3 separate regions of the Homo sapiens genome follow, and all the other regions are linked to region 2. The links are chromatin loops, found by intact Hi-C in ENCODE. Cell type or tissue: Caco-2. All regions are shown on one strand. Each heading gives the region's core, and the rest is flanking DNA. Links, peaks and the distances in the headings are about the cores only.

What was found. A loop is a pair of places that touch in the nucleus more often than their neighbours do. Peaks named below come from ENCODE experiments on the same cell type or tissue, not always from the same donor. Only the 100,000 strongest peaks of a DNase experiment are listed, where the experiment ranks them.
Region 1: it touches region 2 in a loop (5-fold over the local background); 3 of 110 quality-filtered maps call a loop at or near these places.
Region 3: it touches region 2 in a loop (9-fold over the local background); 3 of 110 quality-filtered maps call a loop at or near these places.

The regions. Positions count from the first base shown.
Region 1 is chr4:69,030,273-69,040,876 of GRCh38, forward strand. It overlaps the pseudogene UGT2B26P. Among named protein-coding and RNA genes, the nearest start is that of UGT2B7, 61 kb to the right of the region's middle. In Caco-2, for the core only: no CTCF peak of the experiment used is centred there; a DNase peak (open chromatin) is centred at 4,189.
Region 2 is chr4:68,727,833-68,738,436 of GRCh38, forward strand. No RefSeq gene overlaps it. Among named protein-coding and RNA genes, the nearest start is that of UGT2B15, 62 kb to the left of the region's middle. In Caco-2, for the core only: no CTCF peak of the experiment used is centred there; DNase peaks (open chromatin) are centred at 5,139, 5,479 and 9,179; H3K4me3 peaks cover 179 bases.
Region 3 is chr4:68,958,085-68,968,688 of GRCh38, forward strand. No RefSeq gene overlaps it. Among named protein-coding and RNA genes, the nearest start is that of UGT2A3, 12 kb to the left of the region's middle. In Caco-2, for the core only: no CTCF peak of the experiment used is centred there; DNase peaks (open chromatin) are centred at 3,047 and 5,467.

The DNA of each region.
Region 1 (10,604 bases), core at 1,006-9,005, 300 kb after region 2:
CCTAAGGTAAAGATAATTTTGTTGATTCGGTTTTGTTAGCTTTGAATTTTTAGTAGGAATGACTCTACCGTCTTCCTGCAGAGTGTCTGACTTAGAAAGAAAGATGGGAAGTGGGTGGGGTAAAGCAGATAGCAATTAGGAACTCTTGTACTTGTTGATTTATCGATACCATCACAAGTACGTGAGTTTCATCATTATTATAGATACAGAGGGATACTAAGGAGACTTTGAAAATAGGGTTGGTTAAATTAAAGCCTTGATTATGCAACACGTAAGAAGGTATTGGTCATTCATTAAGAGAATGTTTATAAAAGTTTAACAAAAACCACAGGCAAGAGGAAAAAAAATAGACACAGTTTCTGTCCCCACACACATTACATTCTATTTCAAAAGATAGAATATGTATAAGTAATAAAAATTGTGCAAAAGCTATTATCTCATGCCAAGATAGCATCAGTGGAGATAATAGAAAGTATCCTGGACGCACTGATAATGAAGCTGACAGCTGAACAATGTGCAGAAATTGGTGAAATAATGAGGAGGGCAGAAAACACAAAAAGAAAAAAAGGTAAAGTGTTCAGGAAAGTTCTCAAGACTCCAAGTTTAGTTTGCAGGGACAGGCTGAGTGAGAATCAGATGATGCTGAGAGACAAGTTAGAGCCTGATACTTATTAGGAGTTAAAATATTTATTAAGCACCTTTGGGGACTACTAAAAAGAGTTAGGAAATGAAGATATATGATAAGGTTATTTAAAAAAAAAGAAACAAAGAAAGAGCAGACCATTTGGGAAATTTTGCATGGAATCTGGTAGCAGATGATGGAAAAGTGGATTAGAATGTTGGACTAGAAGTAATTATGCCTACATTTGCAGTAATAGTACCCACTTCATATTGTGTTTTGTGGAAAAAATGTTAATACACACAAAACACTTAAAATCTCTCTGTTATATAGTCAGTGATTCAGAAATATTAATTTTGCAATTATGGTTATTTTGTTATGATTACTAACACTATTAATTACTTAACATGTGCAAGTCACTTGAGATACCATTCTTCATTTAATAGAACCAGATTGTTCAGCACATCAAGATTATGTTCTCTTGAAAAGTCGTGGAGGACAGATATATTGTGGACTTGAATAAAAGTAGGCATACTAGTTTTGCTAGTAAGATGCGTAAGTTGACATTCTAAAATTCTACTGTAAGTTATGAGGATTTTAAGTATTCTATCTTAAAAAGAAAATAGTTACTCAACAATATAAATGTGTATCCTTAATAATATTTGCAGCCAAACCCAGTGTTCACTTGATTTCACTCAAGGATGTAACTCATTCTACACTGAGATATCTGACGTTTACATCTTAGAACAGAAACATGCCCTATTAGAGCAGGTGTTTTCAGCCTTATGACAAGCAACTTAGTACAGCATCCTGGTTGAACTTGTGTCTAGACGCCAAAGCTCCCTACAGAGAAGCATGGAGAAAATGAATGATGCACGTATTATAAAGGCCAAATAATTTCTATCACTTGTATCTGAATAGTAGTAAACTTAGTTTACCATAATTAAAGAATTCTGTCTACTTAGAAGATGATGTTCTTTGTAAAGGAACACAAGAACCTCATGCATTTTAAATTAGTATCATACTTTTAAGACATAGGTAGAAAGTAAGCATTCTTTAATACATTATTAAGTAATCTCTTAAGATTTTTGTCTACATAAAACTGAGAATTTATTCCATGGGTAAAATACAATATCTATGTTGAATGCGAATTGTATGTGCTTTATGACTTTCTAAAGAGACAAAAGCTGAGGTAAGACTAATAAAAATTCTATGGCACCCTACCCTACTATTGAAAGATTTCCCTATTCATATTAAGGGAAAGTGATAGTGCCACTAGGAGGGGGAAGAGAATAGGAGGTGTAGAAGGATAAGAAAAAGGATGACTAGTAGTATAATAGTGATAATTACTAATAGTAGCTGTTGTTATTAACTTGCAGAAAGATTTGAATGCAAGTCAATGGTTGTAAAATTGGTTCTCTAATTGTTTATTATGTAGAATAATTGTTAACCCAAGTTGTTTTCTTTTAAATTAAATATTAGATTCTCATAATATATGTCTATATTTTAAGAGAAAAAGACATTTGGCAAAATATTTCTAGTGATTTAAAAATGCACATAATCATTGGTTTAATAATATAGTTTCATGTAATCATACTGAGAAAAAAATGAATTAAGATGTGCACATTTAATATTTATGGAAAATATTCATAAAATTCACATTGGAAATAATCCAACATCTTAAATGAAGGAATGACTAAAAACTTATACTATATGCATACTATAGCCTTACAATAATTTTATCAATCAAATATTCAATTACACTGTGAGCCATAATGCGAGTAAAGTGTAGTAGAAAATGATAAATATAACAAGATGACAAATTTTTTGTAAGAGGAAAATGTATATACAATAAGGTTAAAACTTTCTAAATAAATGTCATGAGTGTACATGTGTAAATAGAATAAAAGCCATGATGAGAATATACATATTTTACATTGGTAATATCTCTAGATAGAAATTTTAGAAATATTTCCTTTTCTTTATGAAACTTTTCATACTTTTGTTAAATTACTTACAGTGATTTTGTATTATTTTTATGAAGTTGTCACAGAGTCTGAAACAACCAGTCCACATCAGTGATGAATCAGTAAACAGAAGTTAGATTACTTCAACACTGGGTGGATGAAGAAGGCTCTGGGCATCAAGCCAGTGAGAGTAAACCCTGAACACGAGTTACAGTAAATGTGGCAACAGGTAACTGCAATCACACAAAATGTCTAGATGCCCCATGTATTATCTGGAATAGTAGTACAATGACTCTCACATTAACATTGATGTCTTAAGATTAAAAATCATATTTGAAAAAAAATACAGCAATATATGGTCTTCACAGTCAATATTTGGATTTTTTTCTTTGTTTTATAAACAGCAGTTCAAAAAAGTTTTACCCTAATGATTAAAACTGAAAGTTTTTAAATTTAAATATTGGCATAGATTGGAGAAAGCAAATCAGAGTAAATATCAATCAATTTTAGCCAAGTACATCTTCACCAAGAAGTGTAGTGTGAGTGAGCTACTCATGAGGGTGACCAGATCTCCCCTGTGGAAAGCGCTGGTGGCCTCTCCCATTATGGTGCAAGTGCTGCTGCCTCTGAGACACAACAAAGTGACAATGAGAGTTCCTCACAGGCAGTTATAAATAGAACATCAATTTAACAGTGTGATTTCAGGGAAAAGTTATTCCACCTAAAGAATCACCTGAAAAATATGATCATTCAACTATCTAACTATATACTGTACAATTCAGTATTATAAATGAGACTCTCAGTACTAATTCATAGAAATTCCAAACCACAACCAGACTCCAGAATGTCAGTGATTCTTAACCACCACTTTTTACTGTTACTTTTTTTCTTTTTTGAAAAAAAACTGGGAAACTCTGACAAAATTTTAGTGAAGTGTAAAGGATTACAGAGGAAGATAAATGTAGACAAAAAATCACCCCAACTGTGAGTAACGTTTCCTCAGTGTTTATAGTTAGGGAAGAAAACCATTGATAGCTTCAAACTAAAACAATTCTATAGAAAATGTTGCAGGAAGTGAGGGACCCCGAACAGAGGGTCCAGCTGAAGCCATGGCAGAAGAACATAAATTGTGAAGATTTCATGCACATTTATCACTTCCCCAATCAATACTCTTATAATTTCCTATACCTGGCTTTAATCTCTTAATACCAGTATCTTCATAAGCTGAGGATGTATGTCGCCTCAGGACCCTGTGATGATTGCATTAACTGCACAAATTGTTTGTAAAGCATGTGTGTTAGAAAAATATGAAATCTGGGCACCTTGAAAAAAGAACAGGATAACAGCAATGTTCAGGGAACAAGGGAGATAAACATTAGGTCTGACTGCCTGGGAGCCAGGCAGGACAGAGCATGTTTCCCTTATTACCAAAAACGGGTAAGAGAAATATCACTGAATTCTTTCCCTAGTAAGGAATATAATTAACAGCACTGGGAAAAGAATGCATTGGGGGGGGCGGGGCTAAAATGTCTGCTCTGGGAGTGTCTGTCTTATATGGTTGTAGATAAGGGATGAAATAAGCCCTGGTCTCCTGTAGTGCCCCCAGGCTTATTAGGATTAGGAAATTCCTGCCTAGTAAATTTTAGTCAGACTGGTTGTCTGCTCTCAAACCCTGTCTCCTGATAATGTGTCATCAATGACAATGTGTGCCCAGTGGGACATGAAACTTCATCAGGAATTCTATTTTCACCCTGGCCTTGTGACCTTGCCCTGCCCATTTGTCTTGTGATATTTTATTGCCTTTGAAGCGTGTGATCTCTGTGACCCACACCCTATTCGTACACTCCTTCCCCTTTGAAAATCACTAATAAAAACTTGCTGGTTTTGTGGCTCAGGGAGCATCACGGAACCTGCCAACATATGATGTCTCCCCCGGACACCCAGCTTTAAAATTTCTCTCTTTTGTACTCTTTCCCTTTATTTCTCAGACTGGCTGATACTTAGGGAAAATAGAAAAGAATCTACATTGAAATATTGGGGGCTGTTTCCCCCAATAAGAAAACCTGCCTGAAATAAAGATATGTGATTTAGTAGAATGACAATATAGAATTAAAGCCAAGTAGTGCCACTTTCCAAGAACCTATATTAGTAACTGTAAAATTATAAGTGAAGAGTCTGGGTATAGTGTTTTCTAACATTATCTCCCTGACTACTATGTAATAGCTCCATTTCATTTCTCTCTTACACACACACACAAACATGCACACACACATATTTACATAAACACACTTAGTAGAGGCTACCTATCTCATATTATACATCTTCTTGATAAGAAACTGAATGATTGGGTCAGTTAAAAGACATAATTTCCTCCAATAATTCCTGATAATACTTGATTTTCTCTCTTTAGTAATTTGTACCAATTCTTTCAGTAGTGCCTGCTGTGCTGTTACTCTTTTGTGATGGAACAAATTCTTTTTTCACAGGAAATGGAAGAATTTATCCAGAGCTCTGGAGAAAATGGTGTTGTGGTGTTTTCTCTGGGGTCAATGATCAGCAACATGTCTGAAGAAAGGGCCAATGTAATTGCATCAGCCCTTGCCAAGATCCACAGAAGGATAGATAAAGTTCCTTACGGTATGGAAAACTACCAAAAGAGGCTGTTAAAGTCTATAAATAATCCAATTATAGAAATTTCCTTCCTGGAAATGTAGCTCTTGGGAAAGCACTAATTATCAGATATTAGTTCAAAATGAGAAATGTACATGAAAGATGCTAAAGTAATACAAAGGGTATAATCATGGATAATAAATTTGGTACTAATATTGTGAACAGGAAGAAATATATTAAGAGGCGTAGGTAAAGTTTTGATATTATCATGATATTGAGGTCACATAAGAGATATCACCAAATTATTTCCCTGTCATCTGATCCTTATGTTTAAGGATTCCTGAGGAAATTATACACACTATAGATGTTATCAGAAGAAGTTACATTTTAATGGGTGACTTCACTAGCACAATAACAATAACAGGTATTTCAAAATGTCTAACATGCATCATGCAGTTTAGGCTTGCCATGTAATCTGGCCTCATGTAGTTCCTCCACATTTTGGAATAGGCCCATCTGAGTGATGTTCAGGGTACTATTCAGAGAAAGAATGGCCTAGGCTGACAGACTTAGTCCAAGTTCTCACCTAGCCAGGTAGATTTAGAAAAAGAGAAAAAGCAGCCTCCCTTGCTGGACTGGGCCCAGCCAATGTCTAAAACAGGAAGATGAAAGAAAAAGGATGGAAATGGATCCTGACCTGAAGGTGGATCCTGTGCTGTATAAAATGTGGCCCCACAAGGACTCAGCACTAACTATCAGATTAACAATTCTTCCCAATGGAGGCAGCAGAAAAAAATATAGGAAGGAGTCAAACAGAAGGAAGCCAGGTGGGGAATAGGTTCAGATGCTCCCTCTATAATACATAGTAGGAACATATTTTCTTCTGTATAGAATAAAACGGTGACTTTTGTGTATTTGTCAATTACTTTTTAGCTCCCTATCTGATATAGTCTTCTTGCAATGACCTCCACTAAAGTTTTTTGCTGAAAAACCAGTTATTTTAATACTGATATAACAAGTAAAACACTGTAAATTATTTATCAGTTTATGAGGATTGCTTGGGAGTTCCAAAATTAGTAACTTAAACATAAGAATGTCTTGGCTATAGTAGAACATATTAATCACTGTTGTCAAAGCTTTGTAGCACATTGTCTAAGTGTTAACAATCTGTTGACCAAATTCAGAAAAATATGATTTTGAATTTGTTCAACAGCTATATCTTTATTTATGATACCAGCAGGTTCCTCATTTCAATGCTGAAAAAAAACAACAAAAATTAGCAATACTGATAATACTCTGAATTTGTCTCAGAAATTGTCCCTTGAAATTTCTCCTGGAAGTAGTGCTTGATAATTCATAATTTCAAAGAAGTTATACATGCTACCTTTGTAGCATTATTTCTTACAATTAGCTTATTTTATCAACTTGCTTTTTTGTCAATCAAAGAACACCAAACCCTAACATAATAACTTATAGACAAGCAGAAATACATGAATTACTTCCTATATTACCAAAAATGAATAAATTAATATTTAATTTGGAAGATGAAAACTAGTATAAAATACATAAAATAAAATAAGCATATAGGTCATTACTAAATTGTTACTGCTTATTCTCACTAGAATTATAATGACTATTTAAATATTTTTCATACATACAATTTTTTAGAATTTTTGTGTGCTTAAAATTAAATTTATTTTATTTTTTAAATTTTATTTTAAGTTCAGGGGTACAGGTGCAGGTTTGTTACATAGATAAATTTGTATTATGGGAGTTTGTTTTACACATTGTTTAATCGCCCAGTCATTAAGACCAGTACCCATTAGTTATTTTACCTGATCTTCTCTCTTCTCCTGCCCTCCACCCTCCAATACACCCCAGTATGTTGTTCCATGCTATGTTTCCATGTGTTCTCATCTTTTAGCTTCCACTTAACAGTGAGAACATGTGGTTCTGTTTCTATGCTAGTTTGCTAAGGATAACAGCCTCCAGCTCCATCTATGTCCTGTAAAATACATATCTTGCTTTTTTATGGCTGCATAATATTCCATGGTGTATATATATCCCATTCCATTTTCTTTATTCAGTCAATCATTGATGGGCATTAAGGTTGATTCCATATCTTTACTATTGTGAATACTACTGCTATTAATAAACGTGTATGTGCCTTTATAAGAGAATCATTCATCATCCTTTGCGTATATACCCACTAATGAGATTGGTGAGTTGAATTGTATTTTAGCCTCTAGGTTTTTGAGGAAGTGCCACACTGTCTTCCACAATGGTTGAACCAACATAAACTCCCACTAACAGAGTATAAGCATTCCTTTTTCTACACAATCTTGCTAGCATCTATTACTTTTTAAGTTTATAATAGCCATTATGACCGGTGCAAGATAGTATCTATTGTGATTTTGATTTGCATTTCTCTAATGAGCAGTGATGGTAAGCTTTTTGCATATGATGGTTGGCCACACATAGGTCTTCTTTTGTAAAGCATACCAATTTTTTAAATACTTGAACTTTTCATTTATAATCTCATTTTTCTAAGCTATTATTTGGAAAATCCTGACTTCCTTATATGCTTAACTAATTATAGAAGTTAAGAAAATGAAATGTTGGCATTCTATTTACATCAGTCTTTGAGTAGTTTTATTACCTAACATCCCTGATCTCATTCTTAATCTCTTTAGAGTCCTAACATTCTCTAACTTTGGAGTTCTACTAACGGAATAAGATATTTTTTTTACTGTAGCAGGTTCTGTGGAGATTTGATGGGAATAGACCACATGGCTTGGGACTCAATACTCGAGTGTACAAGTGGATACCCCAGAATGACCTTCTTGGTATGACTCTGGAGTAGAAATACTGAATATATTAGTACCAGCCCATTAGAGTGTGAATAATTAATCATGAAATAAGCTTATTCAAAATGTGTTATGGAAAAACTTATAAATAAAATGAAACTTCTTTGTATTTATTTTCCAGTCCTTCGGGGAACATAATAAGCTATAATTGCTGGCATTTTATGATATACATTCACAGTCTTTATGGTCAGAATCAGGGTATTTTTATTTCAAGTGTTATTATTTCTTGCAGAATTTTTTATTAACGTCATAGATTGTCTCTTTGTCTCCTATTTCTATAACTTTACACTTGTTCTTTCTTTTTATGCAGGGTTATTTCAAATGTCACTAATAAAACAGCTCTTCTGCTATCACCAGGAAGTCTGAATTTTCTGTAGGATTAAATTCCTAATCTTAATCATAAAGTGATGACTCATTTCGTGACGAAGTGTGACCTGTCCTTCCTCAATCATAGCACCACCACCACCCCACTGCCTGCTGCCTTGCACATCTCACATATCACATTCCGTGACTGCACTTAGGAGAACACATTCTTACATGTCCTTCTCTTTTCTTTGATTCTTTTTCTTTTTTTTTCGCATTTAATTTAGATCACATTGTTTCTTTAGTCCAACTGGTAATCTTGTTTAATTTTTTTTCAGTCTGAAGTCACACAAAACATATAGCTTTCACTTATATCTCCAGCAGAAGTATGTGCTCCTTCCTCTGAAGTCTGAAACACAATTTTAATTTAGTTCAATGTTTTAGCTAGAAAACACTGTCACTTGCGTGTTTTGTTGTGCATTTCTCATTTTATTCCTATGAGTAATATTGCTAAAATTTATCCAATCCTAGTTCATCCAAAAACCAGGGCTTTTATAACTCATGGTGGATCCAATGGCATCTACAAGGCAATCTACCATGGGATCCATATGGTGCACATTCCATTGCTTGCAGATCAACCTCATAACATTGCACACATGAAGGCCAAGGGCACAGCTATTAGATTGGACTTCCGCACAATGTCTAGTACAGACTTGCTCAATGCTTGAAGCCAATAATTAATGACCCTTTGTGAGTATAACAATATCTTTTCACTAGGTGGTATTTATAGATACCTTATCTTCTCAATAGTATGAGTTTCATCCTTTTTTCAAGAGACTAATTTTGAAAGAATTTAAATGATGTAACCAATCTGAAATCTTCTTTTATTTTTGAGCAGTTGTTTAAAAACTGTTTTTAGAACTCCGTACATTTAATGGGTATCCAATAGTGAAACAATTTTTTACACAAAAATAATTTTCAAGTAATATAGATAATATAAAAAAGACTGTTTTAAAAAAATTTCATGATCAGTCCACAGTAGAAAAGAAGGATAAACTTAAAGAAATATGATAAAATGTTTTAATTAAACATCCAAAATATCTAAAAGTATAACTATTTTCCTGCTGAAAAATTCATTTTTATTCTTTTCATTATTGTAACAGGCTTGATAATTAGATATAATTTCCACGACTTAAAATCCACCTATTTAAGGTTTAAAATCCCAATATATTTAGAATGCTTACGAGTCACGAAGCCATCATCTGCAATCACATAATTTAGGGTGTTGTGTAAACGACTTATTTCACTGAGCATAATTTTTTGGGTTTTTTAAAATAGTTTTTAGATTCGTTCATGTTGTAGTGTGTATTAATACTTCATTTCTTTTTACAGCAGTATAATATTTTATAGTATGGATATGCCATATTTTATATGTTCACTTATCAGTTCATTGGCCTTTTGATTGTTTCCAATTATGGCTACTAGGAACATTGCTACACGTGTTTTTGCATAAACATGTTTTTCTTTATTTGGGATTGATACTATAAGTGGAATTGCTGGCTCATGTGGGAACTGTATGTTTATGAAGAACTGCTGAACTGTTTCCCAAAGTCCTTGTTCCATTTGTCATTCCCACCAACAGTGCAAGAGGGTTCCAATTCCTCCACACTGTTGCCAACACATGTTATTATCTTTTTGTTATAGCCTTCTTAGTGGGTGTGAAATGATCTTTCATTGTGGTTTTGGATTGGATTTTCATTACAGCTAAAAATGTTGACCATTGTTATATGTGCTTACTGACCATATATGGCTTTGGAAAAACACGTATTCCAATCCTTGGAACATTTTTAAACTTTGCTACTTGTCTTATTATTGAGTTTTAAGAACTATTTATGTTTCATGGATATAATCTTAGATACATAATTTGCAAATATTTTGTTTCATTCTGGGTGTGCTAACATTTTACACTTTTGATGATGGTTTTTGAAGCACAAAATTTTTAATTTTAATAAGTTAAATTTTTAATAATTGATTTATTTATACTCCAAAGGATACAACATGCAAAATGTCTACCCACTCCAGCTACCATCAGTTCAGCATTTATAACTACTATCAATAATGTTTTCATGTAAGACAGCCATCACCTAAAGGAATACTTTTAAAACAGGTTGTACAATAAAACAGGTTGGACCAATATAAAAGAAATATAAAATAAGGTGGTTTATTTAAATGTAAATA
Region 2 (10,604 bases), core at 1,209-9,208:
TACTTTGAGGTAAGTCCCTTCTATGCCTAATTTGTTGAAGGTATTTATTATAAAGCATTGCTGCATATTATCAAATACTTTTTCTGCATCCATTGAGATGATTATGTGGCTTTTGTTTTTAAATCTGTTTATGTGATGTATTCCATTTATTGACTTGCATATGTTAAAACATCCCTGTATCCCTGGGATGAAACTCACTTGACCAGGATGTATTATCTTTTTGAGGTGCTATTGGAGTCAGTTAGCTAGTATTTTGTTGAGAATTTTTGCATCTCTGTTCATCAGGGATATTAGTCTGTAGATTTTTTTGTTTTTTGTTATGTCATTTATTAGTCTGTAGTTTTGTTGTTGTTGTTATATCATTTTCTAGATACTGGCTTCACAGAATGATTTAGGAAGAATTCCCTCTTTCTTTATTTTTGGGAATCATTTCAGTGGGAATAATTGATACTAATTATTCTCTGAGTGTGTGGTATAATTCAGCTCTGAATTCTTCTGGACCTGTATATTTTGTTGTTGGTGGTAATTTCTTTAATTTCTAATTCAATCCCACTGTTACTGGTCTGTTCAGGGTTTCTACTTCTTCCTGATTTAATCTAGAAGGGTTTTATGCTTCCAGGAATTTATCTATTTCCTCTAAATTTTTTAGTTGTGTGTGTAACAGTGATCATAGTAGCCTTGAATAATTTTTTGGATTTCTCTGGTATTGGTTGTAATACCTCCTGCTTCATTCCTAATTAAGCTTGTTTGGATATTCTCTCTTATTTTCTTGGTTAATCTCACTAATGGTCTATTAATTTTGTTTATCTTTTCAAAAAACCAGCTTTTTATTTCATTTCACTTACCTTTTGTATTTTTTGTTGTAATTTCATTTAGTTCTGCTCTGATCCTTCCTATTTCTTTCTTTCTGATGGCTTTGGGTTTAGTTTGTTCTTGTTTCTAGTGTTTCTTGAGTTGTGACAATATAGATTGTCAATTTGTGCTCTTTCAGCCTTTTTGATGTAGGCATTTAATGCTATGAACCTTAGTCTTAGCACTACTTTTGCTGTTTCCCAGAAATTTTGATCACTCTGTCACTATTATCATTCATTTTAAATAATTTATTAATTTCCATCTTGATTTTTACCCAAAAATCATTGAAGAGCAAATTACTTAGTTTTCATGTATTTATATAGCTTTGAGGGTTCTTTTTGGAGTTGATTTCCAGTTTTACTTCACTATGGTCTAAGAAGATACTTGATATGATTTTGATTTTCCTGATTTTACAGAGAACAATTTTACTGATTTATTTATCAGATCTAACAATTTTTAAATGAAATCCTTGGGTTTTTCTAGATATTATACTATGTCAAATGCAATGAAGAATAACTTGACTTATTTATTTCCAATTTGAATGCACTTTATTTTATTATTATTATTTTTTGCTCCTAATTGCACTAACAACATCTTCTGGTATTATGTTATATAAGAGGACTGACAGTGGGCATCTTTCTCTTGTTCCAGTCCCTAGGAAACATTCTTTAATTTTTTTCTTGTTCAGTATGATTTTAGTCATGGATCATATATGGCCTTTATCATTTTGGAGAATGTTTCCTCTAAAGTCATTTTGATGGTTTGGTGATCTAAAACCATTATAATTTATTATATAGGGATTTGGATTTTTATGGGCTTTTTTTAGCATGTACTGAAATAATCCTATAATTCTTGGATCTGTTAATACGGTGGGTCATGTTTACTGATTTGCATGTATTGAAACATCCTTCCCTCCTCCCTTGCACGAATTCTGTGTTACCCTAGAAAATTATCTTCTTAATGTATTATTAGTTTGGTTTGCTTGTATTTTTTGAGGACTTTTGCATCTACACTTGTATTAGTCCATTTTGACACTGCTAATAAAGACATACCTGAGACTGGGAAGAAAAAGCGGTTTAATTGGACTTAGAGTTCCACATGGCTGGGGAGGCCTCAGAATCATAACGGAAGGTGAAAGGCATTTCTTACATAGTGGCGGCAAGAGAAAATGATGAAGACGTACGAGCGGAAATCTCTGATAAAATCATCAGAGCTCATGAGACTTATTCAATACCACAGGAATGGTATGGGTGAAACTGCCCCGTGATTCAAATTAACTCTCACCACGTCCCTCCCACAAAAATGTGGAACTTTTGGGAGTACAATTCAAGACGAGATTTGGGTGGGGACACAGAGCCAAACCGTATAATTCTACCCCTGGCCCCTCCAAATCTCATGTCCTCACATTTCAAAACCTATCATGCCTTCCCCAATATTCCTCAAAGTCTTAAATCATTTCAGCATTAACCCAAAAGTCCACAGTTCAAAGTCTTATCTGAGGCAAGACAAGTCCCTTCCACATATGAGCCTGTAAAATCAAAAGCAAGCTAGTTACTTCCTAGATACAATGGGGTTACTGATATTGGGTAAATATAGCCATTCCAAATGGGAGAAATTGGCCAAAATAAAGGGGTTACAGGACCCATTCAAGTCCAAAATCCACCAGGGCAGTAAAAATTTAAAGTTCCAAAATGATATCCTTTGACTCCAGGTCTCATATCCAGGTCATGCTGATGCAAGAGGAGGATTCCAATGGTCTTGGGCAGTTCAGTCCCTGTGGCCTTGCAGGGTACAGCCTCCACCCTGGCTGCTTTCATGGGCTGGCAATGAGTGTCTATGGCTTTTCCAGTTGCATGGTCCAAGATGTTTGTGCATGTATCATTCTGGGGTCTGGAGGATGGTGGCCTTCTTCTTGCTGCTCCAATAAGCAGTGCCCTGGTGGGGACTCTCTGTGGGGGCTCACAGCACACATTTTCCTTTCACACTGCCTTAGCAGAGTTTTTCCATGATGGTCTCACCCCTGTAGCAAACTTCTGCCTGGACATTCAGGAGTTTCCGTACATCTTCTAAAATCAAGGTGGAGGTTCCCAAACCCCAATTTTTGACATCCATGTACTGCAGGCTCCATACCATGTGGAAGCTGCCAAGGTTTGAGGCTTCCACCCTCTGAAGCCATGGTCTGAGTTCTACATTGGCCCATTTCAGCCACGGCTGGAGTGGCTGAGATGAAAGGCACCAAGTCTCTAGACTGCACACAGCATGTGGACCCTGAGCCCTGCCTAGGAAACCATTTTTTTCTCCTAGACCTCTGGGTCTGTGATGGGAGAGGCTGCTGCAAAGGTCTCTGACATTCCTGGAAGACATTTTCCCCATTGTCTTGAGGATTAACATTCAGCTTTTCATTACTAATGCAAATACATGCAGCCAGTTTGAATTTCTCCTCAGAAAATAAGATTTTCTTTTCTATTGCATTATTAGGCTGCAAATTTTCCAAACTTTTATGCTCTGCTTTCCTTTCAAAAAGGAATGCATTTAACAGCACCCAAGTCACCTCTTGAATGCTTTGCTGCTTAGAAATTTCTTCTGTCAGATACCCTAAATCATCTCTCTCAAGTTCAAAGTTTCACAAATCTCTAGCCCGGGGCAAAATGCCACCCGTCTCTTTACTAAAACATAACAAGAATCACCTCTGCTCTAGTTCCTAACAAGTTCCTCATCTCTATCTAAGACAACCTGAGCCTGGATTTCATTGTCCATACCATTTCCAATACTTTTGTCAAAGTCATTCAACAAGTCTCTATGAAATTCCAAACTTTCTCTCATTTTTCTGTCTTCTTCTGAGCCCTCCAAACTGTTCCAATCTTTGCCTATTACCCAGTTCCAAAGTCGCTTCTACATTTTTGGGTATCTTTTCAGCAATGCCCCACCCTACTAGTACCAATTTACTCTATTTTTCTGTTTTCACACTGTTGATAAAGACAAACCAGATACTGTGAAGAAAAAGAGGCTTGGCCAGGCGTGGTGACTCACACCTGTAATCCCAGCACTTTGGGAGGCCAAGACGTGCAGATCATGAGGTCAGGAGATTGAAACCATCCTGGCTAACACGGTGAAACCCCATCTCTACTCAAAATACAAAAAATTAGCCAGACGCCTTGGTGGGCACCTGTAGTCCCAGCTACTCGGGAGGCTGAGGCAGGAGAATGCCATGAACCCGGGGGGCAGAGTTTGCAGTGAGCCGTGATCGCGCCACTGCACTCCAACCTGGGGGACAGAGCGAGACTCTGTCTCAAAAAAAAAAAAAAAAGAAAAGAAAGAAAAGGAGGCTTAATTAGACTTAAAGTTCCTCATGGCTGGGGAGGCCTCAGAATCAGAGCAGGAGGTGAATGGCACTTCTTACATGGTAGCAGCAACAGAAAATGTGGAAGATGCAAAAGTGGAAACCCCAGATAAAACCATCAGATCTCATGAGACTCATTCACTATAATGAGAACAGTATGGAAGAAACAGTCCCCGTGATTCAAATTAACTCCCATAGGGTCCCTCACACAACACATGGAAATTATGGGAGTACAATTCAAGATGATATTTGGGTGGGGACACAGAGCCAAACCATATCAATACTCATCAGTGATACTGGCTTGTAGTTTTATTGTTTTGTTATGCCCATGCTTTGTTTTTGTGTAAGAGTAACATTATCCTCATAGAATGAGTTTGAATTATTCCCTTTTTTTTTTATTTCTCTTTTTCTTTTCTTTTTTTTTTTTGAAAAGGTTGAGTCAGATTGGTATCAAGCTGTTACATGTTGGGTATAATTCAAAAGTGGGATCATAAGTTTCTGAACCTTTTTATTTTGATGAAAGACATTTTATTACTTCAATAACAGCTTCAATCCCTTGCCCATTATTATTTGTTTGATGTTTTCAACCGCTTTATAGTTCAATCTTAGTAAGTTTTGAGTCCAGAAATTCATATATTTCTTCTAGGTTTACTATTAATTTATCATAACAATTCTAATAGTTTTGTATTATTTTGGTCTCAGTTTTTATGTCTCTTCTTTTTCCATTTCTGATGGTTTTTATTTGCATCTTGTCTATGTTTTTCTTGCTTAACTTAGCTAAAGGTTTGTTAACATCATTGATCTTTGAAACAAGTCAGGGTCACTGGTCTGGTTGTCTAAGGTGTTATCAGAGCTTGTGATCTCAGGACCAAAAAAATTAAGAAGCGTGGTTACAAAGGGTGAGGTTGGAGCAAAAATTTAATAACAAAAAAACAAAGCTCTCGGCAGTGGAGAGGGTTCCCTGATGGTTGCTGTGTTACGGTTGTATTCAAAAGCTCTTATGAGGAACTGCTTTCATCTCTGTAACTGAGTAACTTTTCTTATCTATAAAACTGCCTGCATAGTTTCATCTCTGTAACTGAGTAACTTTTCTTATCTATAAAACCGCCTGCATATCTCCCAGTTATTCTCTGTCATTGTGGATATGTCTCCAGGAAAGCACAAAGTGCTGTTTCTTGCGTTTGTATAATGATGGGTTTGTTTTAGGTACACCCCCCTCCTCTCTTTGCAAATTCCCATGGAGCCCACTGTGTACATGTCTGAAAAGGGGAGGACACTTTTTCCTGGGAGCTTACTAATCATACAAAGAGCAAAGGGTTTCTATGCTGGACATTGCATGCCTTGCCTGCTTATCTGTGGCTTATCTGTGCAGGTGCACTGTAGCTGTGATTTTTTTTTTAGGCAGGCAGCTTCTGCAGTCTGAGTTTTTCCCCAAGCTGCTCTATTTTTCCTGTAGTTGTGAGTTTTCAGGAAGGCAGCATTTTTGAGGACCAGCCTTAATTGTTTACTTAACTGATTTTCTCTTTTCTTCTCCATCATCTTCACAAAAAAACAACTTTTTGTTTCATAGATCTTTTGTATTGTGTTTATTTTAGCCTCAAATTTATTTAACTGTGTTCTGGTCTTTATAATTTCTTTCTTTCTATTAGCTTTGGGTTTGGTTTGTTCCTGCTTTTTTAGTTCTTTGATGTATAGGATTAGGTTATTTGAAGTCTTTCAACTTTTTTGATACAGATGTTTGTTACAAGAAACTTTCTTCTTACAGTTTTTTTGGCCATCTTCCATAGATGTTGGTATGCTGTACTTCCATTTTCATTTGTCTCACAAAATTTTTAAATTTTCTTCTTAATAACTTCATTGACATGTTTGTCATTTAGCAGTATGTTTAATTTCCATGTGTTCATGTCTGTTTTCCAGATTCTTCTTTTAATTTATTTTTTGTTTTATTTCATTGTGGTCAGAAAATATACTTCATATGATACTTGTGTTTTTGAATTTGTACAGGCTTGTTTGGTAGCCTATCATAGAATTAAGGGAGACATTTTTTGTGCTAATAAAAAGAATGTCTATTCTACAGCAATTATGTGAAACTTTCTGTATATGTCAGTTAGGCCCTTCATATCTAGTGTGTACTTTAACTCTGATGTTTCTGTGTTGATTTTCTTCCTGGATAATCTTTCCATTACAGAGAATGGGGTGTTAAAGTCTCCTACTATTGCTGTGTTGCATGCTAGTTTTGCCTTTAGGTCTGTTAATGTTTGCTTTACATGCTTGAGAGCTCAGGTTTTGGTAAGTATAATGACTAAATCTTGCTAAACTGACCCCTTCATTATCATGTAGTTACTGTCTTTGTTTTTTGTTTTTTTTTTCCCGTCTGATTTGTAATCTGTTTATAACTACACCTGTACTTTTCTGGTTTCTAGTTGCATGGAATATATTTTGCCATCCCTTCACTTTCAGTCTATGTATGGCTTTATAAGTGAAGTGGGTTTCTTTAAGGCAGCATGATTCTTTATTCAGCCATTCTATGTCTTTTAACTGAGAACTGAGACAATTTACATCCATTTTTATTATTGACAAGTAAGGCTTACTAGAGCCATTTTGTTGATTGTTTACTGTTTGTTTTTAGACTCCTCTCTTCCTTCCTTCCTGTCTTTCTTCATAATTAGGTGATTGTCTCTGGTAGTATATTTCAAGTTGCTGCTTTTTAAGTACATCAATGATAGATTTCTTAACTGTGGTTACCAGTAGACTTACAGAAAACCATTTTAGAGATATGGCATGTTATTTTAAAGAGATCACAACTTAGATTGCAAATAAAATTATAAAATAAATAAGGGCAAAAGTCACAGAAAATGTATATACTTTAACTCAATCACCTACCCATTTTGACTCATAGTTATCTTGATTTACATATTTGTATATCATCTGTTTCTTAACCGGTTGCTATAGTTGTTATGTTTTCTGGGATAGGTGAAATGCAGAACACAAATTCAGTACTAGCTTATTCTGGGTTTTTGCATGTACTCAATTTTACCACTTGTTTTTATACCTTGAAAAGTTACTTTTTGCATGATAGTGTTTTACTCTTTCTGACTGAAGAGCTCCCATTAGCATTTTTTGCAAGATGGGTCTGGTGGTGGAGTCTCAGGACTTTTCCTTAGTTCAGCTAAAGATGGGATCCTTGTCTGTCCCATGGCCACAAAAATTTAGGCTCACAGATGGTTTGAATGTCGAGGACTCTGAAAGGCCAGAGTCCCCCTGCTAGAGTGCTTCCTGCTCAAAGCTTGAATCCCAGCTTCCACACAGAAAGAGGAGGGGCCTGGCTCTTCCCCACTGCAAATGGCACAAACTTGCTGAGGTTCCACCCCAGTGAACATTTTTCTCAGTGTTCAAGCTCTTTGGAGATTCTCTGGGGACCACCTCCTACCTGGCTGTCTCTTTCCCCCTTGTAAAGAAGTACATCTGAATGCTATTTGAAAGAGCATAAGGAAGATCAATCTTTACTGCTTCCTGCTGACAAGGGGTGCTGTTTTTGGGAAATGGTGGTCAGAGCTCACTCACAGGCCTATCTAAGAGTTCCCCCAGCAGAAAGGGCCATTGTCAGAGACTCTGCTTGCATTATTGTTTGGAGTTTGATGCCCTGAAGGCAAGAACAGACAAACTAGGTTATTAGAAAACATGTATCAAAATGAAACAAGGGGAGGAGTAAGGATAGCTCAAAAATTCTGAGGCCTTTTATCACTTTGCACAGGGAGAGAAAGGCCAAAAGCCAGACTGGTAAAATACCCTTTTGCTGGCATGTTGGTCTTCTGGGTTCCCTTCTTCTGGGCCCAATCTTTAGCCAACCAGCTTAAGGTTTGGAAAGTTAACTCTTTCCAGTTTGGAAGATGCATCTGAGGGGAATGTCCCAGAATACGGAGACATAATTACCTATCCGTGAAGAGAGAACAGAGGAGAAGAAAGGAAAAAGAAGGCACCTTTTAAAGAAGTCCCAGGGGGTCATGATGCATTCAAAATGGGTACAGACTGAAGGTGAATGGCTACTCACCTAGGAAGAGGGTGGCAGGTGTCCCTAGTTCTCTTCTCTTTCTAGCAGATACCTGGGGTACATGAGGGAGAAAGAGCATCCTCTTTTCTTCTTCCGTCCTTGCTTCCCCGAGTGCTGGTAACCTTGGTATGTGCTGAAACAGGTGTCAAAGCAACATGCACCCATGAACCAGTGGGGCCTAGGGGGTGAGAACATTCACTCTTACCCACTTACCCACATACACCCTATCTCCCCTGCTTTCAGTAGTCTGGGAGTCCCTAGACCTCATCTATGCCATGGATACTAACAAGGCTTTTATCCATGAACCAGGGAGCTTGGGCTTCACTTAATTGGCAGGAAACAGCCACACTCACCTGCACTGTGCATTTTGTTGCACAAAGTAGGGGCTTATCCTGCCTTAGGGACTGACTCTTTTTCAGGTTTGATATCTGCATGTTTTCCTTGGCCTGGCTCTTATAAAACCCCACCCAGGAACTGGGTTTTCTCCTGCCTGTCTGCGTGTGTGTTATGTGTAATGTCTGCAGAAAGAGCTCTAAATGATTTTGGCCTGAAAAAGACAAACACTTGCATCTAATATTTTTTAAAGAGAAGTTAAAAACTGTGGTACCGTTCAGTTCACGTGACTTTAATCTTTGAGAAATAGGAAGAGGCTTAAAGATTAATGGTAAAAAGCAGATGTCATTACAGTGTAAATAGGTGGACTAAATAACGCAATGGTGTCTTTGTCCATCTCAGGGCCATGAAAATTTAGGCTGGCAGATGGTTCAACAGGTGAGTAAAGCAGGGTTTTATTGGGTGAAAAGGAAAAAAAAAGGGGAAACAGGGATCTTCCACAAGGCTGGAGACCCCTGCCAGAGTGCTTCCCACTAGCAGCTTGAATCCCAGGTTCCACATGGGATATTTGCCGGGCTCCTCCCTGTTGCAAACAGTGCAAAATTCCTGAGGTTCCACCCCAGTGCACATTCCTCCCAGTGCACAGGCTTGTTGGAGATTCTCTGGGGACCTCCTTCTCCTCTGACTAGCTCAGTGGTCAATTCTATGTTTTGTTTGCCTGGTAAATACTTCATCTCTCATTTATATTTGATTGATAATTATTTTTGTTTCAATATTTTTTGGTGGCATCCTTTTGTGTTGAGCACTTTGAAAACATCATTCCAGTCCTTCCTGGTCTGTATAGTTTCTTTTGGGAAGTCTATCTCCATAAATATTGGCGCTGTTTTATATGTTATTTGCTTTCACTTGCTGATTTCAATCTTTTTTCTTTAATGTATTTTTTTTTGTCCTTTGTGACTTTGATTATTTTGTTAATTGGGGTAGTCTTATTTGGGTTTGCATTGTGTTCTAAGACCTTTCTGTACCTGGACATTTTATGTTTCTCAAGTTTTGAAAAGTTTTTTGTTACTATTTTTTTGAATGAGCGTTCTACCCTTGCTCTTACTCACATCTCTCTTGAACACCAATAATTCTTAGACTGGGTCTTTTGAAGTAATTTTCTATATTTTGTAGGTGGCACTTGCTTTTTTATTCTCTCTTGACTTTTTAAAAATAAAATAACGAGTCTTAGAGCTCACAGATTCTTTTCTGGGCTTGGATCATTCTGTGGTTTAAGACCTCTAATGGATTTTGAATTCAGCAAATGCATTTCTTAGTTCCAAGATTTCTGATTGATTTCTTTGTATTATTTTAACCTTTTTGTTAAATTTCTCGGATAAATTTCTGAAATAACTTCCTGTGTTAACTTAGACATTACTAAGTTTTCTTAAAACTGCTATTTTGTATTCTGGGTCAGAGAGCTCAGAAATTGGGTTATCTTATTAGTGTCAATCACTAGATTTTTGCATTGTCCTTTTGGAGAGGTCCTGGTTCCCTGTTCTCTGTTGTTTCTTGTGAATATATGCATGCCTTTGCATTGAAGGATTATTTGTTCCATTTTTTTTCTGTCTTTTTTTAATGGAATATATTTGCTTAGAAAATCTTTACCGAAAAGTCACTGCATTCACTTTAGTTCTAGGTGACATGTTAAGCCCAGGTTTACCTCAGCTCATGTGAATGATTAGAGCTCTGCCTGTCCCAAGTGATGGGGGTTCCAAATGGATTATCCTGGAAGTGTGAGAACACTGCCTAAGGGCTTGTTCCCAGTATACCTAAAGAACTTACATCCTACAGCATGCTGTTGCTAAGCAACTACTCTGATTTGAGGTCAATTTTTGGCTGAGTTACGGAGAAGAGTTTCCATGTCTAAGAGGTTGGTAGTCCTGCCTCTCTTTTTTGTCTCTGCCTGTCCTCAGGAATGTTTCTCCCTTCATGCACTCATAACATTTCCACTGGGTTAAGGAAAGACAGGTCTACCAGGGAACTTGA
Region 3 (10,604 bases), core at 1,130-9,129, 230 kb after region 2:
GTTTCTTAGGTAAATACCTGAAATTCATAGGGTATAAACATAGTTAAAAAATAACTAAGGGATGACTGTTACACTTTTTATAAATAATCTAGGCAAACTATTAAATAAATTTATTATATGACTATGATAAAATGAAAGTCATATAATTTGGAATCTAAAGCTATATTAAATAATAGATATTTGTTAAATGTATGGGTAATTTTTGATTTCAAAAATTATAAGGAAACTTTAAAAAATGTTTTCTTATTAAAAGACAATTATTTTTCTAGTTCAACAGTTATTTAAAGTGTATATATTATACAAGGCAAAAGAAACTAGGGAATAAGAGATATTTAAAGAAACATACATATAAAAAGGTACCTTTGGTAAGAAAGATTACATGAAGACAAATCTTGTATTGTATATTTTTGTTCTAAAATAAAATAACAGGTTGTTGAAGAAGATGGATGTTTAAGACAAACCCCAAAGCCAAGTATGTTATGAATAATCTGTGTAAGTCATAGTAAGTTTAGTAAAATGAAATTTATTTTAAATACATATATGAAATATATATGAGTAAGTTGGCTATAACTAAAAAGAGATTATAATAGTCTTTCTGGTAATTGGACTTTAATATTAAAATTAAACTAATACAAAACTAATGAATTGGTTATAAAAATTATATTAAAATATTGAGTTAATGCAAGAATATTTCATTTTTTAAACTGTGTAATCTGATTAGTAGAAGTTTAGTTTCTGCTATATCCTGCTGCTTCAGCTCTTCCTTCCTTTTGAGAAGGCCTGGGATGGTAACTCTCTCCTTAAACTTTTGTTGAATCCTGTAACATTTCTTTTTATTCATAGTCTGAAGTAAGGGAGACAGTTTTTGAAAACAGGCAAATGAAAAACATTTTTTGGATCTGCCTGCCCAGACCAGCTCAGTTGTGGAGACCCTTACCCAGTGGCACTAGAGGAATTAAAGACACAAACACACAGAAATATAGTGTGTGGAGTGGGAAATTAGGGGTCTCACAGGATTCAGAGCTGAGAACCTGGAACAGAGACTTACCCACATATTTATTGACAGCAAGCCAGTGATAAGATTTACTAAAAGTATTCCTTATGCGAAATAAAGTAATGGGCCAAAACAAAGGATGGGCTCTGGCTAGTTATCTGCAGCAGGAACATGTCCTTAAGGCACAGATCGCTCATGCTATTATGTGTGCTTTAAGAATGCCTTAAGCACTTTTCTGCCCTGGGTGGACCAGGTCTTCCTTGCCCTCATTCCAGTAAACTGATAACCTTCCAGTGTGGGTGTCATGGCCATCACAAGCATGTCACAGTGCTGCAGAGACTTTGTTTATGGCCAGTTTTGGGGTCAGTTTATGGCCAAATTGGGGGGCCTGTTCCCAACATCTGCCTTTGTCTGTATCTCTGTTATATTTATATATTACTTGCGTCATGTGGAAGTGATATTTCAATATCAAAATATATGAAAGAGCTCTAATCAATTGACTTAAAGAAAAGTTAAGCGCTTATCACACTAACAAAAGCTAGCTTGGATACCTTTGAGTTCACATGACTATAGTAGTATTTGGTAACATTAATTTGGAAAATTTAATCTCAAAATTCTCTCTAATAGTATAAAATCTGAGTCATGTTATGTTAAATTAAGTAACCCTCAGTATGGTCACTGAGAATTTATGTTACTGAGAGTTAAAATAGTTGTAGAATACAAAGGTTTTTTTGGGTGAGGTTTATAAAAACAGAAGGATGGGTCAGGTGTGGTGGCTCATGCCTGAAATCCCAGCACCTTGGGAGGCCAAGGCAGGTGGATCATGACATCAGAAGATTGAGACCATCATGTCTAACATAGTGAAACCCCATCTCTACCAAAAAAAGATACAAAAAATTAGCTGGGCATGGTGGCAGGCACCTGTAGTCCCAGCTACTCATGAGGTTGAGGCAGGAGAGTGGTGTGAACCTGGGAGGCAGAGCTTGCAGTGAGCTGAGATCTTGCCACTGCACTCTAGCCAGGGAGACAGAGAGATACTCCATCTCAAGAAAAAAAATGATGGGGTAGATAGATAGATAGATAGATAGATAGATAGATAGATAGATAGATAAGACCAAATGGATAAAGAGAAAAATGAAAACTCAGGGAATGAGAAACTTTTGACTCTTGGGTGGCTACACGGTCACCCACCTTCAGGAGCTGCAGCTGGGCTGCATTCAGTTACTAAAGGTCAAAGTTACCAGTGGAAATTTAGAGATGGATGATAGCCACACTCCCAGGGAGTTAGTTCAGTGAATGCATAACAAAATGTAAACTAATAAGAAAACTACAAAATGTTAATTCCCTCAGTTATTGCTATCTGTAATCGCTAAAATGAAAGTAAAAGAGTGCTGGGTTTTGCCTTAAGGCTGGACCAAATTTATGTGGGTCTTTCTCAGCTCAGGCCACTAGCCTCAAAGCTACACACACACACACACACACACACACAAACATACACATCTTAAGCCAGGGCAACAAAGCTACTTTTGAGACCTGTAGTTACCAAGAACCTCTAGTCAATGTGGGGAAAGGGAAAGCCAAGTTAACTATTAAACCCAGAGGGTGTAATGTAAAGAAATTGCTCCATTTTGTAGAGTAATATAATCAGTTTCTGAGAAACCTTTACTATAATGGATTGGAAAAATAACTACTTTAAGGACAATATTTTTTATTTTAAGTGCTACAGAATGAAAGAGCATGAGTTTATGCAGGTCCCACAGCTCAGGATTAAATAATCACTGAAGAGTATATGTGACCCAGCTTCACAAAAGTTTATTCCTGAGAAAACAACCAGCCTAGTGGACAGAATAATTGCCATTGTTAAGTTTGATTACCCTGAGAAAGAGACTGCCCAACTCACCCTGTAAAATTCCAGGTGGAGTTCCCCAGATGAAGCAACTGATATGCTTCGTATACAAGCCATATGGGACTGGCTTTATCAATACCAGAATATTATTCAACTAAATATACCTATTACCCTGGTCATAGTAAAGGCTATGGTTAAGTGGGCCCCTTCTACCTGGGCACAAAATGCTATCAAAGGTGGGGTGAACCAAAGGGAGCTCCTGCTGGTCCCCAAACATCAAAGGGACCTACACCAGTTTTTTTTGTATTTGCCTTAGATTGGATAAGTTTTTTTTTTAAAGCATAATTTGTAATCTAATGGGAAAGCTGACATTGCCTGTGGCAATGTTGAGGCAAGTTTAGATAGAGATTGACAAAAGGGCTTGAGAATCTTGGCTCAACCCTATTCTGGGAGATTTTATTTTTACCAGAAAGTTAAATTTGTTTGAAGATAAAGAAGAAAAGCTCCTGGGATCAGAACATAAAATTGTAAATGTTGAGAGGATTACAAAATTTGAGATGTTTAAGCAGATTGTATGTAAGGTTGTTGTGACTCATTTACCTGATAACAGTGGTGTTCTTTACATTAGAATAGAGGACAAAAATTCCCAGATTTTCGTAGAGAGATAATATTGAAAACAACATGAGTAAACTAACCAAACCTAACTAATGAAAGATAAAAATTTTTTTTGTGGATTTTTGTTTGAAACATAGCTAATTATTTTTCTTTTTAGAGATTAGAAAACTTTTTTTTTCTTTTGAGCCACATACAACGTTTAACAATTGGGTAAAGTACACTCCTTTAGGCAAAATTTAAAACGTATTTCTCTCTCTACCTGATTTCTCCAGAATTTGAAGACTCATTGTAAGCATACTTAATTTACGACAGTATAGTTATTTGTGTAAGTTAAATAAGAATCTTTTTTTTTCTTTTTAATAACAGGACACTATTAGGAAATATATACCAAAGCTCTAACTCGAATGGAATACTTTCAGATTGCTTTTAGGGATCAAAGTTGACTAATAGAGCCAATAAAACCCCTTGGTAAATCTGACCTCTTAACTGGTCTACACGATTCTTGTAAGAATTTCTTCCCTATGGCAAGTAAAGAATGTCACTTTCTGACAGTCTCAGGAGCCCCACATTATCTTGGGACCTCAAGGTGAGAAATTCATCCAACCCATACTGATATTTGCAGGCACAGATAAATCCGTGGCTGGGCTGAAGGGTTTGAAAAGTCTAAGCTAATATTTCTTATGGACTAAAGTTCCAGCAAAGCTAATTTTAAGAATTCTATAAGGCAAATAATTATTCTGACTAACTTTATACAAAAACCCAGGCCAAGTAAAATAGGAATTTTTTTTTTACTTTATGCAAATATATTTGTCCTACTATTTTTTTTCTTCAGTAAAAATGGGAATTGAAGAAAGAAAAACTGTGCTTCAGGAAAATAATATAGCACACCTGTTGTTAGATTTGTCCTGTCTATTATTTTTGAGTTTTTAATATTTTATACACTGTGCACTTAATCCTGAATTTTTTCTTGGTTACAAGTCCCAAAACTAATGCTTGCAAATTATATTTTAATTCTTTTTCTGACTTGGCCTCAATAAAATTGTTACTACATCTTTTCTGAGGCCTTGATTCTTTGTAATACAGGTGAGAAAAAAGCATGTGAAATTGATACTACCTTCCTCCTCTTTAAACAAAAATCCTTTAAGTCTAATGTATAGAGAAATTGTGCCAAACATTAACCTTTTGTTTTTCTGCTGTCTCTACATAAATGCCTTTATTAAATATCTGTTTTCTTTCATAGATACAGAAGCTTAGCTTATCTTCAATGCTGCCTCCTTAAACAGATATGAGAAACATTTGTTTAACTGAACTCATCTAGTCTCAGGCCTAGAACACTGACTAAATAGATATAGGATGATATATTTAAGTTTGCTCTTCTTATTTAACTGAATCTGTCTTTCTAAAAACCTATAGTCTATTGTTCACTTAAGTGCTGTACTAGAACTGTGGGTGAGAATATTAACATCTTTGTTATACAACCATGAGTACATGCAGATAGCTGCATAGCAGTGATTTCCCTCCTATTTCCCTGTGATTAAATCCTTAACTATGCTCCTATCAGCAGGAAGAAACTAGATTGATTTTCACGCTTTTTTATCTCTATGTCCACAAACTTAAGAATAAGATGTATGAAAGCCAAAAGAGATATTAAAATCACCTTTGCAAAAATTATATCAGTGTGTAACCAAGCAGCTTAGCTTCAAACCACATTTTAAAAACTTTTTTATTTCCTCTTTCTCTCCAGTCTCAAGACACAGCTTTCCAACAATCAACAGATGTGTATTCTTTCATCTTGAAATAGAGCATGAGAATGTGCTTTAAAACTCCACTCTCCTTTCCCACTTTAAGCTCCCATGCCTTCTGCACATTAATTTACCTAGATGCCTGTTAAGCACACACCATGATAACTTATCTGACTATATACCGGTTAGAAGCTTCAGGGATCAAATCCTAACATGCTGCAGGCATTTCTGGAATTCTCTTCCCAACAGGAGATTACTTCAAGGCTGGAGTTCACTCCCAGTTAGAGTAACTGCAAGATTCTCTGTGATTAATTTGTAACCAGGTTGAGCACATAATGTTCTCCCCTTCACTAGATGGAACAATAATTCAAGATAAACCACTGGAGTGTGTCACACAACCTGGCACATCCGAACCCACCTTGCCTCTTCTGCATTCCAAGCCCTTCTTCTTAAATCATTGCCCTATCTACAGAAATTGAGAAGTAGTAAATTTTGAAAGAAGTGGTAAATTTTGAAAGTGCTTCTGGCCACTTTCCCCTTTGCTGACAACAGTAATAAAATTTACTGTCTTTCTTATTATATCCTGCTTTTACTATTTTGGCTTCTTTCTACAAGTGGTGAGCAACCAGACCCTCTTTTGTTACAGTGGAAGGTGACTGGATTATGGGAGTGAAGCATTATTGAATGATTTAGCACAATCCCCTTGGTGATAAGTTAACTGTCACTCAGGTAATTCACACAATAATTGGTTGCTTCAAACAGTTGGGAACATCCCTTCTCTCTCTTGATCCCACCCTTGCCATGTGATGCAATGGCTCCTTCTATAAATTCCATCACGATTGTATGCTTTCTGTAGTCCTCACCAGAAGCAGATACTGGAGACAAACTTGCACAGCCTAAAGAACTGTGAACCAATTAAACCTCTTTTCTTTATAAATTATTCAGCATATTAGTCTATTTTCACACTGCTCTGAAGAACTATGTAAGACTGGGCAATTTATGAAAAAAATAGGTTTAACGACTGACAGTTCCATAGCTGTAACAGAAGGCATGACTGGGAGACCTCAGAAAACTAAAAATCTGGAGAAAGTAAAGGGGGAAGCAAACACATCTTCCATGGTGGCAGGACACCGAGAGAGAGACAGAGGGACAGAGAGAGAGAGAGAGAGAGAGAGAGAGAGAGAGAGAAAGCAAAGGCAGAAGTAACACAAAATTTTAAACTATCAGATCTCATGAAAATTCACTCACTATCAAGAGAACAGCAAGGAGGAAATCCACCTCCACGATCTAGTCACCTCCCACCAGGCCCCTTTTCCAATTCAATATGAGATTTGTACAGGAATACAAATTCAAACCATAGCACCCAGCCTAATTTATTACTTTATAGCAATGCTAAAAATAGCCTAACACAGAAAATTGATACCAAGTGTAGCATGTTGGCATAGAGATACCTGAAAATGTGGAAGTAGCTTTGGAAATGGGTAACGGTCTAAGGTTGGATGGGTTTTGAGGGCTTAGAAGAAGAAAGGAAGCTGAGAAAATGTTTGGAACTCATTTGAGACTGGTGGAATGTTTGTGACCAAAATGCTGACAGAAATATTGACAGTGAGGGCCACACTGAGAAGGTCCCTGGTGAAAATGAGGAAGATATGAGGAACCAGAATAAGGGTCACCCATGTTACACCCTACCAAAAATCTTGGCTGCATTATGATCATGTCCTAGGGCTTTCTGAATGTTTCAACTTAAGGGTGATGACTTAGAGTGTTGGGTGGAAGAGATTTCTAAGAAGCAAAGCATTCAAGAGGTGACCTGTCTGTTTCTAACAGCCTATGATAAGATATAGAAGCAAGGAAAGAACCTAAAGTTAGAATGTGTATTTAAAAGGAAAAAAAAGAGCATAAAAGTTTGGAAAATTCTCAGAATGGCCATGATGTTGAAATGAAAATAGCTTTCAGTAGAGTTATTCAAGTGGGCTTCAGAGCATTAACTTGCTAGAGAGGTTTGCTTGAGTAAAAGGGAGAGTGGAAGCAAGAGAGAGAAGGTAAGTTGAAGACTTTTTTTAAGAACTAGATTTTTCTATGATGTATTAGTCTGCTCTCATGTGCTATAAGGACATACCCAAGACTGGGTAACTTATAAAGAAGCGGTTTAATTTATCAAAATTCCAGAGGGCTGGGGAAGCCTCAGGAAACTTACAATCATGGCAGAAGGAAAAGTATACATATTCTTTTTCACATGGTGGCAACGAGGACAAGAATGAGAGCAGCAAAAAGAGGGAAGCCCCTAATATAACCATCAATTCTTGTGAGAACTTACTTTTATGAGAATGGCATGGGGGAAACCACTCCCATGATCCAATTACATCCCACTGGGTCCCTCCTATGACACATGAGAATTATGAGAACAACAACTCAAGATAAGATTTTGGTGGAGACACAGCCAAACCATATCATTTGCTCCTGGCCCCTCCAAATCTCATGTCTTAACATTTCAAAATACAATTATGTCCTTCCAACAGTTCCCCAAAGTCTTAACTTCACCTTCTTCCATGATTGTAAGCTTCAGGAAGCCATCACTAGAAGTGGATGCTGGGGTCATGCTATACAGTATACTAAACTGTGAGCCAATTATAATTCCTTACTTCATAAGTTATGCAACCACATGTATTAATTCATAACAATGCAAGAATGGCCTAAGGCAATGAATTAAAGATTTAACTCTACAATCTCAAACTGTAAGAATCTTAAGGGAAAACCTAGAAGACACCATTCTGGACATTCGCCTTTGGAAACAATTTATGACTAAATCCTTATGTATTAGCCCATTCTCGAACTGCTAGAAAGAACTTCCCAAGACTGGATAATTTATAAAAGAAAGAGGATTAATTGACTCACAGTTCCACATGACTGAGGAGGCTTCATGAAACTTACAATCATGGTAGAAGGGGAAGCAGCCATATCTTACATAGTGGCAGGCAAGAGAATGAGTGTGTGAGGGAAAAAACTGTCAGACACTTATAAAACCATCAGATTTCATGATAACTTACAATCACAAGACTATCACGGGAGGCACATTGCCTCCATAATCCAATTTCCTCCCATGTGGTTTCTTCCTTGATGTATAAGGATTATGGGGTTTACAATTTATAATGAGATTTTAGTGAAGACATAAAGCCTAACCATAGCATTTCCCCCGGCCCCTTCCAAATCTCATTTCCTTACATTACAAAATCAATCATACCTATTCAACAGTCCCCCAAAGTCTTAACTCATTTCAGCATTAACTCAAAAGTTCATATCCAATACCTAATGTGAAATAAGGCAATTTCCTTCAACCTAGAAGCCTGTAAAATCAAAAGCAAATTAGTTTCTTCCAGTATACAATGAGGGTACAGGCACTGGATAAATGCTCTTATTTCAGATAGGAGAAATTGACCAAAATAAAGGGGCTATACTCCCCATGTACATGAGATATCTAGTGGAACAGTCATTAGATCTTAAAGCTCCTAAATGATCTCCTTTATACTTCATGTCTTACATCCAGTCATGCTGATGCAAGAGGTGAGCTCCCATGGTCTTGGGCAGCTATGCTGCTGTGGCTTTGCCCAGTGCAATCACCCTCCCAGTTGCTTTCACAGGCTGGTGTTGAGTGTCTGTGGCTTTTCCAGGTGTGTGGTGCAAGCTTTTGGTGAATCCACAATTCTGGGATCTGGAGAATGGTGACCCACTTCTCACACCTCCAGTAGACAGTGTCCCAGTGCAGACTCAATGTGGATACTCCAACCCCTTATTTCCCTTTAGCACTGCCCAAGCAGAGGTTGTCCATGAGGGCTTCATCCCTGCTGCAGATTTCTGCCTAGACATCCAGGCATTTCCGTACATCCTCTGAAAAGTAGGTGGAGGTTCCCACACCTCAGTTCATGACTTCTGTGGACTCCCAGGCCCAACAGCACGTGGAAGCCAACAAGGATTGCAACTTGCAGCCTCTGAAATAATGGGCTTAGCCACACCTTGGTACCTTTTAGCCATGGCTGGGAAACAGAGCACCAAGTCCCAAGGCTGCACAGAACAGCAGTGGACCACTTTTCTTTCCTAGGCTCCCAGATCTGTGATGGAGGGGTTGCTATTAAGAACTCTGACATGCTCTGAAGACATTTTCCCCATTGTCTTTGTGATTAACATTTGGCTCCTCATTACTCATGCAAATTTCTGAAGCTGGCTTGAACTCCTCCCTAGAAAATGAGTTTTTCTTTTCTACTACATGGTCAGCCTGCAAATCTTTCAAACTTTCAACCACAAATCTTTCTCTGCTCTCCTTTTTAACATAAGTTCCCATTTCAAGCCGTCTTTTCGTGAACACATAAGAATGAATGCTTTCAAAATCAAACAGGTCAATTCTTAAATTCTTTCCTGCTTAGATTTTTTTTTCTGCCAGATACCCTAAATCATCTCTCTCATCTTCATAGTTTCATAGATCTCTAGGGCAGGGGCAAAATGGTGCCAATGTCTTTGCTATAGCATTGCAAGAGTTACCTTTGCTCCAGTTTTCCAAAAGTTTCTCATCTCCATCTGAAACTGCCTCAGCCTAGAATTCATTGGCAACATCATTATCAGTATTTTGGTCAAAACTATTCAACCATTCTCTGGGAAGGTCCAAACTTTCCTACATATTTCTATCTTCTCCTGAGCATTTTAAACTATTCCAGTCTCTGCCTGTTATCCAGTTCCAAAGTCACTTCCACATTTTCAGGTATCTTTATAGCCATACCCCACTACCTCAGTACCAACTTACTGTAATAGTCCATTCTCACACTACTATAATGAACTTCCTAAGACTGGATGACATTGTTTGGCTGTGTCCCCACCTAAATCTTATCTTGAATTGTAACTCACAAAATTACCATGTGTCATGGGAGGAAGACAGTGGAAGGTCTTGAATTATATATCAGGTCTTTCCTGCACAGTTCTCGTGATAGTGAATGAATCTCATGAGATCTGATGGTTTCAAAAATGGGAGTTTTCCTACACAAGGTCTCTGTTTGCCTACGGCCATCCATGTAAGATGTGACTCCTTGCCTTCTGCCATGATCATGAAGCTTCCCCAGCCATGTGGAACTGTAAGTCCATTAAACCTCTTTTTCTTCCCAGTCTCGGGTATGACTTTATCACTAGCTAGAAAATGGACTAATACAATAATCAGGGCTATTGGAGGGCTCAGAAGGAAAATGTGGGAAAGTTTGGAACTTCCTGGAGACTTGTTGAATATCTTTGACAAAAATGCTGATAGTGATATGAACAATAAGGTCCAGGCTGAGGTGGGTTCAGATGGGGATGAAGAACTGGAGCAAAGGTGACTTGTTATGTTTTAGCAACAAGACTGGCGGCATTTTGATCTTGCCCTAGAGAT